Regions from separate parts of the Mus musculus genome. Here region 1 is linked to region 2. Evidence: chromatin loops called from intact Hi-C (ENCODE). Cell type or tissue: gastrocnemius. All regions are shown on one strand. Each heading gives the region's core, and the rest is flanking DNA. Links, peaks and the distances in the headings are about the cores only. Region 1 has its middle 28 kb from the start of Bend3. Region 2 holds the start of Gm5079 (predicted gene 5079).

Region 1 (8,327 bases), core at 262-8,261, 460 kb after region 2:
CAGCACTCAGGAGGCAGAGGCAAGCGGATTTCTGAGTTCGAGGCCAGCCTGGTCTACAAAATGAGTTCCAGGACAGCCAGGACTACACAGAGAAACCCTGTCTCAAAAAAGATAAAAAAAAGAAAGAAAAAAAAGAAAAGAAACCTCAAAGCCCAACATGGCTACCCCTACCCCAATAAGGCCACTCTTCCTAATGCCATAGTCTGTAAGCATTCAAATATATGAGCCTATGCCTGCCATTCTTATTCAAGACACCGCAAGAGGTAACAACTTTACATGAGAGATTTGGAGTGCCTACAGGGCTAGGGGCCATACCTTCCCTGCCTGTTTTGTATCTTAATCCCACCCTGATTCTGACTCCGGACTTAGGGGAGCCCCTCAATCTCTCTGTCCCTCTTCCCAGTGTGGTCCCGTGGACTAAATCTCACTTCTCTGCTTTTCACTGTTGACTTGGGTGCTTTAACTGGATTGTTGAGGGTGGGTGGATGAACCTGACTTATTGGGGCACAGCCTGTGACCCCTAAATCCCATAGCATTTCCTCTTACTTCGTTATAGAGACTGAGAAAGAAGTACACATTGAGATCCTGTCCCCAAAAGCTGAAGGAGCAGAGAAGGCAAGAAATGGAAACAGGGCTGGAGAGATGGCTCAGTGGTTAAGGACACTGGCTACTCTTCCAGAGGTCCTGAGTTCAATTCCTAGCAACCACATGGCAGCTCACAACCATCTGTAACTCCAAGCTCTGACACCTTGACACAGACAAAGCCCAGGCAAAACACCAGTGCACATAAAATGAATTTTTGTTTTTTTGGTTTTGGTTTTGGTTTGGTTTGGTTTTTGGTTTTGGTTTTCGAGACAGAGTTTCTCTGTATAGCCCTGACTGTCTTGGAACTCACTCTGTAGACCAGGCTGCCCTCGAACTCAGAAATCTGCTTGCCTCTGCCTCTCAAGCGCTGGGATTAAAGGCATATGGCACCACTGCCCAGCTGAATGTTATTTTTTTTGTTTTGAGACAGGGTTTCTCTGTGTAGCCCTGGCTGTCCTGGAACTCAATCTGTAGACCAGGCTGGCCTCGAACTCAGAAACCCACCTGCCTCTGTCTCCCAAGTGCTGGGATCAAAGGCGTGTGCCACCACTGCCCGGCGGTGAATGTTATTTTTTTAAAAAAGAAAAGGAATGAAGACAGCCATGCTGACTAGTAACTAGCTGCTAAATAGCTGTTTCTCAATAATACAAAGGCTCAAGTTCGATAAATGCTGTTAGAAGGAATGGGTTTTCCATTTTTCTTTTTTTCCTTCTGAACAGAGTCGCTCGCTATAGAATCCAGTATGGCCTCAAACTCAGTTGTTCCGTCTCAGACTCCTAAGTATCTGTTATCACAGGTGGATAACACACTCAGATCTCAGGAAATACACTTTGTACTGACCATCAGGAAGCAATGACTCACTACTGAGTAGAGCATAAGTACAATGAGGCTGGGAAGTGGCCCATCAGGTAGGAGGGTTTAGACACTGTGAATAGCATGAAGACCTGAGTTTGAGTCCCCAGCACCTACTTAAAAAGCCAGGCTTGGTCACACCTGCCTGAATCCCCAGCTCTGGGGGTAGGGCTGGGTAGACAGAGATAAGAGGATTCCTGGACTCTTTATCACCAACCTACCTCCAGATTCAGAAAAGAACCAGCTTAAAACAGTAAGATAGGGGCTAGAGAGATGGCTCAGCAGTTAAGAGCATCTTCCAGAGGTCCTGAGTTCAAGTCCCAGCAACCACATGGTGGCTCACAACCATCTTTAATGGGATCCGATGCCCTCTTCTGGTGTGTCTGAAGACAGCGACAGTGTACTCACACGCATAAAATAAATAAATATTTAAAACAACAACAACAACCACCCAGTAAGATAAAGAATGCTGGAGCAGAATACATGGCCTTGACTGGGTTTCTGTGGTGCTAAGGATCGAGGTCAGGGCTCCCTGCATGCTAGACCAGCAAGCACTCTACCCTTAAAAGATGACTTTATACAACATGTGAGCCCCATAGGTGTGGTACATGCCCGCAACCCTAGCCTTCAGTAAGCGAAAGTCAGAACACTAGAAGCTCACCCCAGTGGCATACCTTCTCCAAGAAGGCCACACCTCCCAATCCTTTCTAAACTGTTTCACCAACTGAGGGCCAAGTATTCAAACCATGGGCCTATGCAGCGATTCTCATTCCAACCAGCACACTACCTAGCAAGGCCGGTCTGCGTTACATGAGGTACTCTCCAAATTTAAAAAAAAAAAAAAAAAAAAAAAAGTATTTCCTTTTTATTTTTCTTGCTAGGCATGGGGACTTCCATCTTTAATGCCAGCAGAAGCAGGTGGATTTCGGAGTTGAGGCCAGTCTGATCTACAGAGAAAGTTCCAGGACAGCTATGGCTGCACAAGTGAGCTCTGTCCGTAAAGAAAAATGTAAAACATGGAAGGAAACCATAGGGACAAAGAAGGGCATCATCATATGCTGTTTGGTTTCCTTTGCTTGTTTTGAGACACGGTTCAATGTGTAGACCTGGCTTGCCTGGACCTTGCTCCGTAAGCCAGGCTGGACTCATACTCCTAGAGATCCACTGGCCTCAAGGATTAAGGCAGGTGACGCCATGCAGGGTGCCATCATATGCTGTTATCGTTCCAGAGAACAACAAGGAGCAAGATGAGGGAATCATCGAAATACCTCGCTGGGCAGTGGTGGCGCAAGCCTCTAATTCCAGTGCTTGGGAGGCAGAGAGGCAGAGAGAGAGAGAGAGAGAGGCAGAGAGGCAGAGAGAGAGAGAGAGGCAGAGAGGCAGAGGCAGAGAGGCAGAGAGAGAGGCTGAGAGAGAGAGGCAGAGAGGCAGAGGCAGAGAGGCAGAGAGAGAGGCTGAGAGAGAGAGAGAGAGAGAGAGAGAGAGAGAGAGAGGCAGAGAGGCAGAGACAGACAGACAGAGAGAGAGAGTGAGAGAGAGAGAGACAGAGAGAGAGAGAGAGACAGAGAGAGAGAGACAGAGAGACAGAGAGAGAGAGAGAGAGAGAGAGAGAGAGAGAGAGAGAGAGAGAGAGACAGAGAGACAGAGAGAGAGAGAGAGAGAGAGAGAGGCAGAGAGAGAGAGAGAGAGAGAGGCAGAGAGGCAGAGGCAGAGAGGCAGAGAGAGAGGCTGAGAGAGAGAGAGAGAGAGAGGCAGAGAGGCAGAGAGAGAGAGAGAGAGAGGCAGAGAGGCAGAGAGAGAGAGAGGCAGAGAGGCAGAGGCAGAGAGGCAGAGAGAGAGGCTGAGAGAGAGAGAGAGAGAGAGAGAGAGAGAGAGGCAGAGAGGCAGAGAGAGAGAGAGAGGCAGAGAGGCAGAGAGAGAGAGAGGCAGAGAGGCAGAGAGAGAGAGAGAGAGAGAGAGAGAGAGAGGCAGAGAGAGAGAGGCAGAGAGGCAGAGAGGCAGAGAGAGAGGCAGAGAGGCTGAGAGAGAGAGAGAGAGAGAGAGAGAGGCAGAGAGAGAGAGAGAGGCAGAGGCAGAGGCAGGTGGATCTGAGTTTGAGGCCAACCTCTTTCTACAGGGTTAGTTCCAAGATAGCCAGGGCTATGCCTCAAAAAACAAACAATGAAGATTTGTGTGCTTCTAACCATACAGCCTCAAAAATCACAATCCCTTCCCCCACAGGCACAGAGACACACACGTGGAACAAACTGTAGGGAGAAACAGATACTAACATGTACATTTCAAAAACTGATCAAGTAAATGTGGTAGCTCATGCCTGTAACCACAATACTGGGGAGACTGAGGCATGAAGGATCATGAATTCAAGGCTAGCTGGAGCTTCATTAGAACACCGCCCCCCCCACCCCCATGCAAGAATAGATAAAGCTTGAAGGCATAACCCTTTAATCTAATCACTTGAAAGACAGAGGTAGGTGGATTTCTATGCATTCAAGGACAGCCTTGTTTTGAGACCCTGTCCAAAAAAGAAAGAGAAAAGGAGAAGGAGAGGGAGAAGAAGAAGAAGAAGAAGAAGAAGAAGAAGAAGAAGAAGAAGAAGAAGAAGAAGAAGAAGAAGAAGAAGAAGAAGAGGTGGAGGAGGAGGAGGAGGAGGAGGAGAGAGGAGGAGGAGAGAGGAGGGGGGAGGAGGAGGGGGGAGGAAGGGGAAAGGAATGGGAGGGGAAAAGAGGGGAGGAAGAAGAAAGGAGGAGGAAGAAGAAAGTGAGGAAGAAAGAAAAGAAAGAAAAAGAAAGAGGAAGGAAGGAAGGAAGGAAGGAGAGGACTCTAAAAGCTGAGGAAATGGCTCGGTCTGTAAAGCATTTGCTGTGTAAGCATGAGGAACTGAATTTGAGTCCCCAGAACCAATGTAAAATCAATCAATCAATCCATCAATCCAGGGCCAGGTGCACAGGTGCACTGTAATCTCAGAACTGAGAAAATCCCATCAGCAGGACCCCAGGGGCCAGCCGGGCTGGTCAAATTGTGGATCTCTTAAATTCAGTGAGAAACTGTCTCAAAAACAGCGGGGTGCCAGGGTGGGGGTGGGAGGTGGCAGAATGTCTCAGGGGGGGTAAAAGCTTGTACCACAAGACCCTGGAGACCTGTGCTCTGTCCCCAAACCCATGGAGAAGTGAGATAACCATGTTCCTGAGGTTACCATCCGTCTCCCACAGATGTACCATGGCACACTGGGGACCCTCCCATCACACACTTATAATATACACCCCCCAAGGTAGAGGAACTGATATTCATGAAATGCCCATATTAAAACTTTAGAAACAACGAATAAGCTCATGGGATGAGCTGTGTCTGCATGTCTCCACACCCTACGAATTGTCTGCCAATCAGCAATAGTTAACTTACAGGCGGAACTGTTTAACTTACAAAGATGACTTTCGCTTTGTTCTATTGATACCTTATGCATAAAAGGGATTCAGTGAACTCGTGTGCATAAGATATTTATCACAATGTCTAATTTCATCTCCTTCATCATTTTGTCTAAGAGGCCTCCCCTCAATTCTAGTTATAAATCGATACGGTAAAACCCGACCACAGTCGGCCACGAATCCAGGCGTGTGAACTGTGTTTGTGAAGCTGACAACGGAGTGGCTGGTGGGGGTTCACACAGCTGAGGACTCTGGGAGCCCAGCTAGCCATGTTAAATTCATGCCAGGCCTGGCTACAGTTTGATGCCACCTGGTGGCAGTAGTGGTCCTGTTTGGAATACCATAGAAGATGACTGAATCCAGAGGTCCTACTGTCCCGACTGTCCCAGGTAGCTGTGATTCAGAGGCTCAGCGAGGGGTGTGGGGGAGGGGCGCGTGAGGATCAGAGTTCTCACGCCTGCCCTCTTTTCTTTCAGAAGTCCACATGCATTTCTTCTGCTGTGTGGCTGCAGCTCAGACCCAGAGCTGCTCCTGACCACTAGCATAGCCTTTAATTCCCATCTCCAGTCTTTATTTATCCAGTTCCAACAGAAGCTAAGCAGGGAATGGGAGCAAGTTCTTGTAAATTTTGCATAACTAAAATTACATCTACAGTTATGTGGTTTTTCTTTTTCCATTTCTCTGTGTGTGTGTGAGCACACACGCATATGTTTTATGCAAGTTTGCATATGTGTGGGTGCACACGGACGCCCAAAGCTGATGTCCACAGTCATCTTCAATAACACGTCTTTTTCACTGAGGCAGGCTCTCTCAGTCAAACCCTGAACTCAGAGGTATGGCTGGTCTCATTAGCCAACTTGCTCTGGGAATCCCTTCTGTGTGCCTTCAGAGGCTAGCATGGCAAACGAGCCACCATACTGTCTGGAGTTTCACGTGGTGGGGCTGGTGAATCAAAACTCCAGCCTCAGGCTTACAAGGCAAGCACTTCAACCACTGGGCCATCTCCCCAGTCCTAAGTTACAGTTCATCATTTTTAAAAAAGATGTAGTTACTTTATTTTCGGTGTATGAGTGCTTTGACTGCACATATGCATGTATGTACACCATGTGCATACGTGGTATCCGCAGAGGCCAGAAGAAGTCAGAGCCCCTGGAACTGGAATCACTGTGAGTGACCATCGGAGTTCTAGGACTCAGCCTTGGGTGCTCTGTAAGGATACTGTGATCTTGACCACTGAGCCATCTCTCCAGCACCCAAGTTTGTTTGTTATGAATGTGTATAGTCATGCAGCTTTACTGTGGTTATTTATTTATTTATTCGAGACAGGGTTTCTCTGTGTAGCCCTGGCTGTCCTGGAACTCACTCTGTAGACCAGGCTGGCCTCGAACTCCGAAATCCACCTGCCTCTGCCTCCCAAGTGCTGGGATTAAAGGTGTGTGCCACCAGCTAACAAGACTTTTTATTAAAGAGTTTTTGATTATTCTAAATGTTTAGTTGGATTTTTTTTAAAGTCTTTATTATAAAACCTGGTATGGTGGAACATACCTGTACCTGCTGTAGAGGCAGGAGAATCAGGATTTTAAGGCTTTCATGTCTACATAATGGATTCCAGACTAGTCCAAGCTGCATGAGACCCTGTCTCAAAAACAAACAAACAAACAAACAAAAAACAAAACAAACAAAAGACAGAGAAAGAGGTGAGAGAAAAGGAGAGGGTATGTGAAGATAAAAAGATTCATTCCATCCAGAGGGTAGTAATCTTCTTGCATAAATGTTACCAATCTTTCAAGAGCATCATGAGTTTGAGGCCACCCTAGGGTATGTGCCAACACATTGTCTCAAAATAAAAACAAAATGTCGTGCTCCTTAGATCTTCATGGAGACAAGGCTGTAAAGGGTCAATGGTCAGTTCCTGGATGTCTGTCTTGGCCTCTCACTCTTCCTGGCATCTCCTAGTTCAGACAGGGAGTCTGAGAAACCAACACTTACTGAAAGAGAGCTGCAGAGCCAGAGGTCTGGGACCAGGGTCTCCCTCTCTCTCCCCATCTCTTGTCACAGTCAGTGACTACATTTGTCTTTCAGGAAACAGCCAAGCACCAAGCTGGTTGTCACATGTTGGAAGCTTTGTGGCAAAGGTCAGAAGAAGGCCTGCTTACCAGCATCTTGGCAGGCTTACCTGCTGTCTGTCCTTTCTGCCCTGCCCTCCCCTCCAGCTACTCAAAAGTGTGAATTACAATACTGTATTACCCACTTCTCTGCCTCAGCTGTGGCCCACAGCTTCCCCATCCTTCTCAGGTACAGTCCTGCTCAGCCACCCCCACCCCCACACACACTCCCACCACCCATGCGACCCCCTCCCAAGCCTCTATGCCATCTCCCAGATCCGTTCTGTCTCCTTGCTCACCCCCCACTTGTTTCCTCTGATGTTTCAGGCTTTTCCTCTCTGCTTCCAGGGCTAGCCTCTGACTGAAGATTTAAAATGATCTCTTGCCTACCCATGTCTTCATTCCCTAAAGACTTGCAAGTCTACATGGAGTTAATTTTGAAAGCTTTGTCACATGAAAACTGGCCAGGCCATCAGCCAAAGAGCTCTCCTGCCAGGACAGGCATGCTTAGCCCTATATTTAGGTCCTAAGCGGTCCCACTCACCTCTTTCTATAACTGATAGGAGCCACACTCACTCCCGGTTAGAAGAATTTAAGCATGAGAAAAGCGCATTCACTTAGTGTAGCCTAGACCAGAGACCCTGTGGTAGGTAACTAAAGTCACTTCTTTACCTGCTTTTTGCCAAATACACTCTGTACATTTTACGCAAGTATACTGTTGATTTACTGGGAATAAGAGGGGTCGCATACCTGGGCCACAGAACTCCAATAATCCACATTTACCTGATACTGCCTTCTGAGTAGTCTACATGTGAAAGTTTAAAATTTAGCTGGGTAATGGTGGCACACACCTTTAATCCCAGCATTCAGGAGGCAGAGGCAGGCAAATCTCTGTGTTTTGGAAGTTAGCCATCTCAAAAAATTAACTATTAATTAATTAAAATCGTTGGAAGCGAAGAAGCTAGTCCTTAATTTTTTTTTTCAGATGTAGGAGCTGAAGATATGGCTCCGTACTCAAGAGTGCTTGCTGCTTTTGAAAGAGACAGCTTCAGTTCCCAGCCCCCATGTGGTAGCTCACAACCATCCATTCCGAACTGCAGTTGTAGAGGAGTCTGACACCCACTTCTGACCTCCGTGGGCACCAGGCACCCACTTGGTACACAGACATAATATGCAGGCAAAACTCATACAATAAAATAAATAAGTGTAAAAACCTTTTTATTTTTAATTGTGCTGGGTGTGGTGGCACACACCTTTAATCCCAGCAGTTGGGAGGCAGAGGCAGGCGGATTTCTGAGTTCGAGGCCAGCTTGGTCTACAAAGTGAGTTCCAGGACAGCCAGGGCTATACAGAGAAACCCTGT
Region 2 (8,327 bases), core at 14-8,013:
TATGTTATCTCTAGAAATAATAGTTTGAGAAATTGGCATTATTAAGAGGGGCATAGTGGCATAAACCGTTAGCCCTAGCACTCTGGAGGCAGAGGCAGGCTGATCTGTAAGTTTGAGGCCAGCCTGATCTACAAAGCAGGTTCCAGGACAGCCAGGGTTACACAGAAAAACCCTGACTTGAAAAAAAAAAAAAAAAAAAAAAGAGAGAAGAAAAAAGAATTTAGCATTATTTAATATGATAGTAGAAAAACTATTAAAATTAATTTTTAGTTAATACTTATCAAAACACTCATAAGACACACATGAATATTTGCTTGCATGCCTGTAATAACAATAAAAGGGCAGGAACCACAACCTCGATTGCACTTTCCATTTTAAAACTATATTTTATTTCTAAGTCAACTGAAGTTTTCCTCGTTCTTAATAGAAAAACTCAAAATTTGGTACAGAAAATTCTAAAGAAAATTTGGATAAATAGGAAAGTACACACTGTTCATGGCTGGGAAAGCCACGCCCTGAATGTATCAGTTTTCCAGGAGTTACTATGTAACTTGGTGGCTGTTCCTTCACAATCCCATTCAACTTTATTGTGGGCCTTTCCTTCTCCCGCCATGGGAAACAGCACACAGTTGAAACAGCCTGGCCTGGGATCTGGGTCCCAGCACGGCAGGGGATGAGCAGGTTAAGTCTACAGTTTGGGCTTTGACAGGGCTGGGCTTTGATATCAGCAGGGCTCAATGGTTTTAACTGAGCTGCAAAGGAGAAATTAGGCCTTGCTGATTCTCTTGCTCCAGAACCAAAGCCTCTTCCTGCCTGGCTGCGCTCTGGCCAGCGCGGACATCATAAATAACGCCCGCACCAGTGGAAAAAAATGCCTCCATTCAGTTCCGTGAGTCTTTAACTCAGTTTTCTCCATCACCCCAGCACTGGGGATAGAGTCCCGAGGAAAATGTAACTCTCTGAAATGAATGTGCATCTCATGCTCTTACAATATGGAAAAGCGGGCTCACTGAAACTCACGGGCGAGCAAGCACTCGCGGCCGGCTTCCCCCTGGACACGAGGTATGGAAAGACATCCAGGGAGAGGCTAGCTGGAAGATGATGCTGTCAGGGCTGGAGTAGCTGCTTATGGCTGGCCACTCACACCTAGAGAAGCCACATTTCCTGAGCAAGGTCAGCCAGCTTCTCCATGATTTGAAGTCTACAGGAAGCTCCATGCGTGACACAGCTCAGTTAAGGAGACAATTCCCTCATACTGCATCCGTGGCCCACAATGCCTCCTTAATATGCAAACTGTTTTATGTTTTTTGAACCATAGTACCCTGTGATTACTACAGCTTAAAAAGGTGGGGATTATGTTATTTGGTAGGCAGGAAGCAGAGCCACATAACTAGTAAGCACAGAAGCCCAAATTCAATGACATTAAAAATGAAATCTGTCCTGACCTATCCAGTCTTTGAGCAAACCCCATGTCCATACTTTCCTGGCAGTTCTGCCCTAAGCCCCTGCCTGCTCTGACCCCTTCAAGCTGAAGTCCAGACATCGTCAGGATGTCAGGCAGAGGCAATTATCTTAACGAAGACACAGGCAGGATCTTCCTATAACTTAATTAAATCACCACACCCCCAATAATGAGAAGAGGAGTCTCCCCAAACCAGGAATTTCAAGGTCAGACAGTGACCCCTCTCCATACACCCGAAGGTCCATGCATTGTGCTACCTTCTGGTCAGCCCACTGCTGACATCTTGTGGTGGAGAAACAGAGCCCTGTTCATTTCCTAGTTCATATCAAGCCAAGGGGCCAAACTGTTGGGAAACTGCCAGATACACCCTACCCCCAGCCCCTTCCAAGATCCCCTTGCAAAACCTGCAGCTGAATCCACAGTGCTAAGATTGTTGACAGCTGGTGACCCCACCCCAAATTCCTGTGGGCTTTGCTGAATTTCCTCTGGACTGGAGTTACCCAGCTCCTGCCAAGCCAGGGCAGCAGTCACACGCCCTCTAGGTGGCACCTGTTGTCCGAAGGAGGCGCTCACACATACAGCCCTCTCCAAAGAATGGACATCGGAAATAAGGATTTACCCTATACAAGTCGGCCTGAGCTAGACACTTCAGTGGTCGGTCTACTTGGGGACACTGTTTCTGCAGCCATGGGAAGTGAGTGGGCTAGAGAAGGAGGTCATAGGTCATGTGGCAAGTGGCCTTCGGTAAATGCTATTAAGGTAAATGACACTTTAAAGGCAGAAGTCACCAAGGGACTTGTTTGGTGGCAGCAAAGTAGCACTTGCAATTCTGAGGAGGCCCCCTAGTCAGAGGAAAGGGGCACCTGCTGTCTGAATAGAGGGTTCTGCTCAGCTCAGGCATCTGACGGCGGTGCCTTGCGGTTTTAAAATCTGGCGGGCAAGAATTTCAGCTCAAGGTACCTTTAATATTATTCTGAGTGGGGATCCCCAGCATGGCTGTGACTAATTAATTAACCTTGTAAGAATTCGGGGTGGGTCTATTGGAAAGCATCATTAGAGCCAGGGGTTCAGAAGCACGTTCCCACCCAGCAAATAAAATGTTCTAGATTTCTTACAGTGTGGACTGCAAACATTCTTATATCGTGAGCACATGGTCTTATTAAAGGGTGCAGAGTATTGTTGGTGGTCTGAGGCAAGGAGATGTGTACTTCCACCCGTTTGAACAATCACAAAACAAAGTGGCAAAGGGTCTAACTGGAACCTGTTGTGTAGTTCTCTCCGATCACGGACAGAGATCTTTGCTCCGAAGGAGCCTGAAGCTCTGCTTACAATGGATACAAAATAAACGGAAACGAGGGTAACGAGGATGGTGGAACCTTGCGCACCTCGTGAGCAGCACGTGACCAAGCCTTGGTCCCAGGGAAGGCGGAGCCCCGCCCTTACAGCCCAGCCAGCTCTGTAAGAGGAGAAGGCTACTCTGAGGACTAGCCTGCGGTTTTCATTTGATCCAAAAATGGATCCAAAGCTCTGGTAATCTCATCCTGTCCTTCCAAAGAAGTAAGAGGTCAGGTCCTCAGACAGGGAACGCCCAAGGGGTTCCTGGGCACGCACCACAGCAGGCCCGCAGGGAGGGCTCTGGAAGCCACAGGGCAGGGAGTACCCACAAAAGCTGACCCAGAGTTTGTGTCAGAAAATTACTTTCTTAATAACAGACTTTTAAAAACAAACATAATTTTCCTTCTTATTTCTGTCTCTTTTTCCTTTCCATTTTCTTGAAGCTGTTTCTTTGTTTCGCCTTTTGTTGGTTAGAGCTTACTGAGATAAGTCCCGCTTTGTATATAGCTCAGACTGGCATCATCGTGAGTTCCAGAACAGCGAGGTCTATGTAGAGAGAGATCTTGTCAGAAATAAATAAATTGAATAAGTAGCTAGGTGGGGTGGTGTTCTGTGAGTTAAAGGCCAGCCTGGCTTACATACTGAATTCCAGGACAGTCAGAGCTATGTAATAGAGAGACCCCTTCTTAGAAACAAAAGAAAACAACAACAACTGAGTTGATACACAAAGCCAGGTGCCCTGGTCTGTGATCCCAGCCCTAGAGAGGCTAGAACGGGGGCCTCTAAGCATGTCTCAGCCTGGGCTATACAAGAAGACTCTGTCTCAAAACAAGAGCAATAGAATTTAAATAATTATATGAAAAAAGAAAAGTAGGGGCCAGCGAGATTGGCTGAGCAGGTAAAGGCACTTGTCGCATAAGCCTGGTGACCAGAGTTCAATTCCTACAATCCACATAAAGGTGGAAGGAGCTGACTCATCAAAGGTGACCTCTGGCTTTTACACATACACTCTGACTTGTGTGCATGTGTTCACGCACTCCTAAATAAAAGAAAAAAAATAAAGTCATACACACATATTATATTTCAATTATTTTCCTACATTGCATTAGCATCTATGGTCTTTTATTATATCTGAATATGACATAATGGCATGTCACTGCACAATGTCCTCAGACAGCCTGAAATCCAACATGGTAGATACTCATCATGGCTAAAGTGCCGGGAATTTTAATATGATTAAACTTAGAAGTGTATCGCGTCTGGACTAGATGGTACAGCTATTCAGAGCATGAGGAGGATCCAGGTTTGAATTCTTAGAACCCTGTGGTGCCTCTCAACCCTCTGTAACCCAAGTCCAGGGTATCTGGTGCCCTCTTCTGGCTGCTGTAGGTACTGCATGTATGCAGTACAAAGACACATATGTAAGGAAACTGCCTCTTACATAAACTGAAAAGTGCATCCTATCTGTGTTGGTGTATTGTGACTAGCCCAGATGTTTCAGGAACTACTCTGCTAGCATTTGGAAATCATCGCCTGATTTAGAAGTCACTCGTGCCGTTGATGAATGTGCCAAGTTTCAACCTGCGCATTCAAGGTTTCCTTTTAACCCATACATTAACGTTTAAGGAGGCATTACTCAACATTTATGTCTGAGCCATACTCCATCACCGTTTGCAGCCAGGCACAGTTCCAAGAGCTCAGCAAAAATCAACAAGTTGCTTCAGGGAGAGCTGAATGGGCTCTGTGAAATTTAGAACAAAGAATGTTGGTATTTTATTATTATTTCTAAAAGCAAGCGCTATACATCCTGTATTATGGCAGTGTTTATAATACACACATGTGCACATGTCTATGTGTTTTGCCCCACAGAGGCCACAGTTGAGCATTTCCTTTTATCTGACTATAAACATTTAACATTATATTATTCGACATTATGTCAGAACCACATTCTTTCTCCCGCATTGTTTGCCAGGCACCCCTACATCCATGGAACACAGCTCATACCCACCAAAGCAGCAAATACTATGGTTGTTTAAATTGCCAAGAGGGGTGGGTGAAAGGAGCAAAGAATTGAGGGCCCGTGACACTGCCAGTCACATTTTATCTGCTACTGCTAAATGGTGAGTTTACCTGGTGTCAGCAGCGAGGGCACTGGGCGGTGTGAACAGTCCAGGAGGGCTTTCTGACTCTCAGATGTCATCGCATGTACACATAAGTAAGGAACCATCTTGAATGAAGGACGGCACCACAAGAGGATTTGACAATGGGAATGCACCCACCTAGGGACGTTTGCAATGTCATCTATGAGACGGAAGGTGGATCTGAAATGCTGGTATATTTTTTGATGGAGGTTGCTCGGCATGTAGGCAGCCAGGCAGAAAGGAGAAGACTCACCCAGAAAGGATGTCTTCCTAGCCAGGCCTCTTTGAGATGGCGCGACACCGTTCTGCCTGTTGCCATGGCAGTGAATACGATGCTGTAATGATGCTCCTTACTACTGCTGCCCTGAGGTCCCCAGCTCATGCCCCGCTCCTCTGCATCCAGCTTCTGCTACTCCATGAAGCAGCTCCAGCCCTGAATTCTCCCAGGAGGCAGGACACAGCTCTCCCACTGGCTTCATCACCCAAGTGGAGGCTGCAGCGTGCTGACCCACACATAATAGGAACCACTTCAGCGCTGAGAGCTCCTTGGTAGCCTCCTCGGTGTTGGGTAGAAAATGGTTAATCAGGGAGGGTCCTGAGCTCCCACATCTGATTAATTACACGGCACAGGAAGCATAGGGCTCGACTCTGCTCCATGGGGAAATCCATTTTCAATTCTGACCTCAATATGGAAGTTAGTCTTCTGGCCAAAAGCAGGGTACAACCTCCCAACCCTTGAAGCACAGCAAAATCCAGAGCCATGGGCAGAGCATCGCCTGGGACAGCGCAGGTATCCTGAGGGAGGATGTGTGTCTAAGAGGTGCCGGGAGGTGGCCCTATGCAGATCCCCACTGGGAAGCAGAGGACGAGCAGGAATGAGAGCCTGATGCCTGGTGGGGAGCAGGACTAGTGGACCCAGAGAAGGACAGCAGACACTGGGAGAGTCCAAGCCAGGCACGGCGGCGCAGCCTGCTAGTCGAAACTATCTAGGAAGCTGAGGGAGGGTGGCAGGTTCAAAGCTTGCCTGGACCACGTAGTAAAACTGTATCACAAAAATAAAATAAAATAACTCAAATTAAAAGAAGAAAGGGGTTACAAATCTGTGGTAGAGCATTTGTCTGCTGTGCATGATCTCCAGGCTCAGGGGGATAACAACCTTGGGGGGTTCAGGCATACCAGCCCACACCACCAGCAGTGTCACCAGCAAGGAGCATGGGGACAGAAGGTGCCTGGGAATAGTCCAGTGGGCTTTTGTTTTTCATTATAGTCTGTATTTTTATTTTGAGATGCTATTCTTTTAAGCCACACACATGGGGATTTTTTATTCAATTTTTCTTTTTTCTTTCTCCTTTTCTTTTCTTGAGTTCCAATTTGAAAAGCCCTACTGGAAATAGTTGTAGATTGATAACTGGACCAGAAAGACCCTGAAATCATTATGGTTAGACTTGGAATTCCATACTTACGGTGAGCAGCCCCTTCCCTTCCTATGCTATAGGGTGAGATCTTCGAAATATGTTTCCACCTAAGTGTGAGACACACGTTCACGTGTTCTTTTCTGACCCAACTAGGAAGCCCCAAGGCATTCACATCTAAGAGTACCCATGTAGGTTACAATGGTGATGGCGAGCTGAAGATGCAATGGTGACCTGAGGACGGGAGGCCATCGGCAGAGCAGCCACTCTTAAGGGGTTACCATGGAGACATGGAGACAAGATGCTGTTACTGGGAGGATGTCTGAAGCAGAAACAAAGAGATAGAGAGATACCTCCCCCCAAGCCTCTCATTGACTGAGCTCAAGTCACCTGGCCACACAGTGGGGGGAAAGATGAGCGACAGAGCCAAGGACGCACAGTTCCAGAGCCATCACGCTCTTGACTGATCCCAGAAGTAACCTCAGTGATAGTTATTAGAATCTGCCTATCCCTGATGGAGAATTAGAGCCTTGAAGACGTGACAGACCTCCAGAGCCAACGACACAGCGGTAATTGGTGGAGCTAAGACACGAGAACTAGCCTTTCCATCGGTCCACCTTGCTCTGTCTGTTCTCCTGCCTTGGCCTCGCCATGCTATAGAGTTCAGGGACTTCTAAGGAGACAACATGGCACTTCAAAGCTGGTTCGATGGTAGGGCTTTCTCAACCCACTGTTCCTTCCCATGCCAGGAACCAGTCAGGGTGCCACATGGTGTTCTGGCACCAGGGGCTGTCATTATAGGCCTGGACCATCAGTCAGGGAGGTGGGCTTGTGGAAGGCCTACCCCAACCTCCCTGAGCCTACATTAGAGGCCTCTGCATGCTCTTCAGAAGGACAGAGCAATGGGCCAGAATGTGGGCTATGCCAGCTCATTATCTGGGTTTCCTTCTGCTCTCTGGTAGGCCCAGCCTTGCTGGACAGCCTGCATTCTGTGTTCTGGTATCAAATGGCCCAATTCCTCCTCTCAGTGGGACTGGCATTCAGTTGATTCTCAGGCTTCCATTTGGCTCATAAAACACAAACATCTGCTGGGGTTCTGGTTGGCCTGCAGAAGGCTTCAGAGCCGAGAGGGATGGAGAAGAGGTTAGGAGAGGCAGAGAGGCAGGAGAGTTAATTAGACACTGAGGGGTGGGGGAGCCTTAGTGGAGCCAGGGCGCTGGGTAGCTCAACCCCTGCCACCCAGTTCCTAGGCAGAAGAAGAGGAACTTTCATGGGTTACACTGGAACCTGCCTGCGTCGCTCAGCTGCCTCCCAACTGTTCTTTTTCTCACCAGTTGGCTATTATTTTCTAACGAGTTTTGATAATTACTTTATCAATCAAGAAAGATTAAACAAAAGCCTAAAAATACAGCTGAGTGAGTTGCTGGAGCCAACCCATCTCCAATACTCCGGTTTGGGGGATCTTTATTATAGATGATTGTAAGCAAAACGGTCCACTCCTCTCTCACAGCCAGTTCAGTAGTGTACAGCAGTCCAGCAATCCATTCTATCCACCTTGCCCTTGGTAAGAGTCAAGGGACTCCTGGAAGGTTAGGCTGGGTCAGCTATGCAAAAATACCTCCCTGTCCAGCCTCCTTATTAGAAGGACTCTCCATCTTTGCTTTGCTTACGTAATCAACAAATTACTGGGTCAAGAGTTGAGAGAACACAGCATCACGTGCTTCCCTCAGAACACAGGAATACAGGGAGAATTTGTTCTATTGGAACGGTTTAGGAAGAAAAAGTGCCCATTACTGAATGATAGCTCGCAGTTCAGAAGCCAAATGTTGTCTAGTTATGGCCTCTGAGTGACTGGACAGAAACCGGCTCGTTAACCTCTTCGAATGTGTCACAGAGGGGTCCCAGACCACCCATGCTTGGCCGATGGGAGATGGGGAGAAGGCGAGCCCCAGGGAAAAGCCCAGGTACTGCGTCAGG

The links. Hi-C counts contacts between places; a loop is a spot of excess contacts. Peaks named below come from ENCODE experiments on the same cell type or tissue, not always from the same donor. Only the 100,000 strongest peaks of a DNase experiment are listed, where the experiment ranks them.
Region 1: it touches region 2 in a loop (2.5-fold over the local background); 2 of 42 quality-filtered maps call a loop at or near these places.

The regions. Positions count from the first base shown.
Region 1 is chr10:43,447,409-43,455,735 of GRCm38, forward strand. It overlaps a transcript of Pdss2 not described here. Among named protein-coding and RNA genes, the nearest start is that of Bend3, 28 kb to the right of the region's middle. In gastrocnemius, for the core only: a CTCF peak has its summit at 5,163 (motif pointing left); a DNase peak (open chromatin) is centred at 5,165; H3K4me3 peaks cover 699 bases; H3K27ac peaks cover 1,181 bases.
Region 2 is chr10:42,985,934-42,994,260 of GRCm38, forward strand. Gm5079 (predicted gene 5079) reads right to left here and starts at 5,229. Exons shown (of 3, transcript NR_153349.1): 1 at 4,928-5,229. LOC115485727 (a long non-coding RNA gene) reads right to left here and starts at 153. Exons shown (of 3, transcript XR_003948865.1): 1 at 1-153. In gastrocnemius, for the core only: CTCF peaks have their summits at 1,771 (motif pointing left), 1,970 (motif pointing right) and 4,177 (motif pointing left); DNase peaks (open chromatin) are centred at 1,837, 4,170 and 7,315; H3K4me3 peaks cover 1,090 bases; H3K27ac peaks cover 5,724 bases.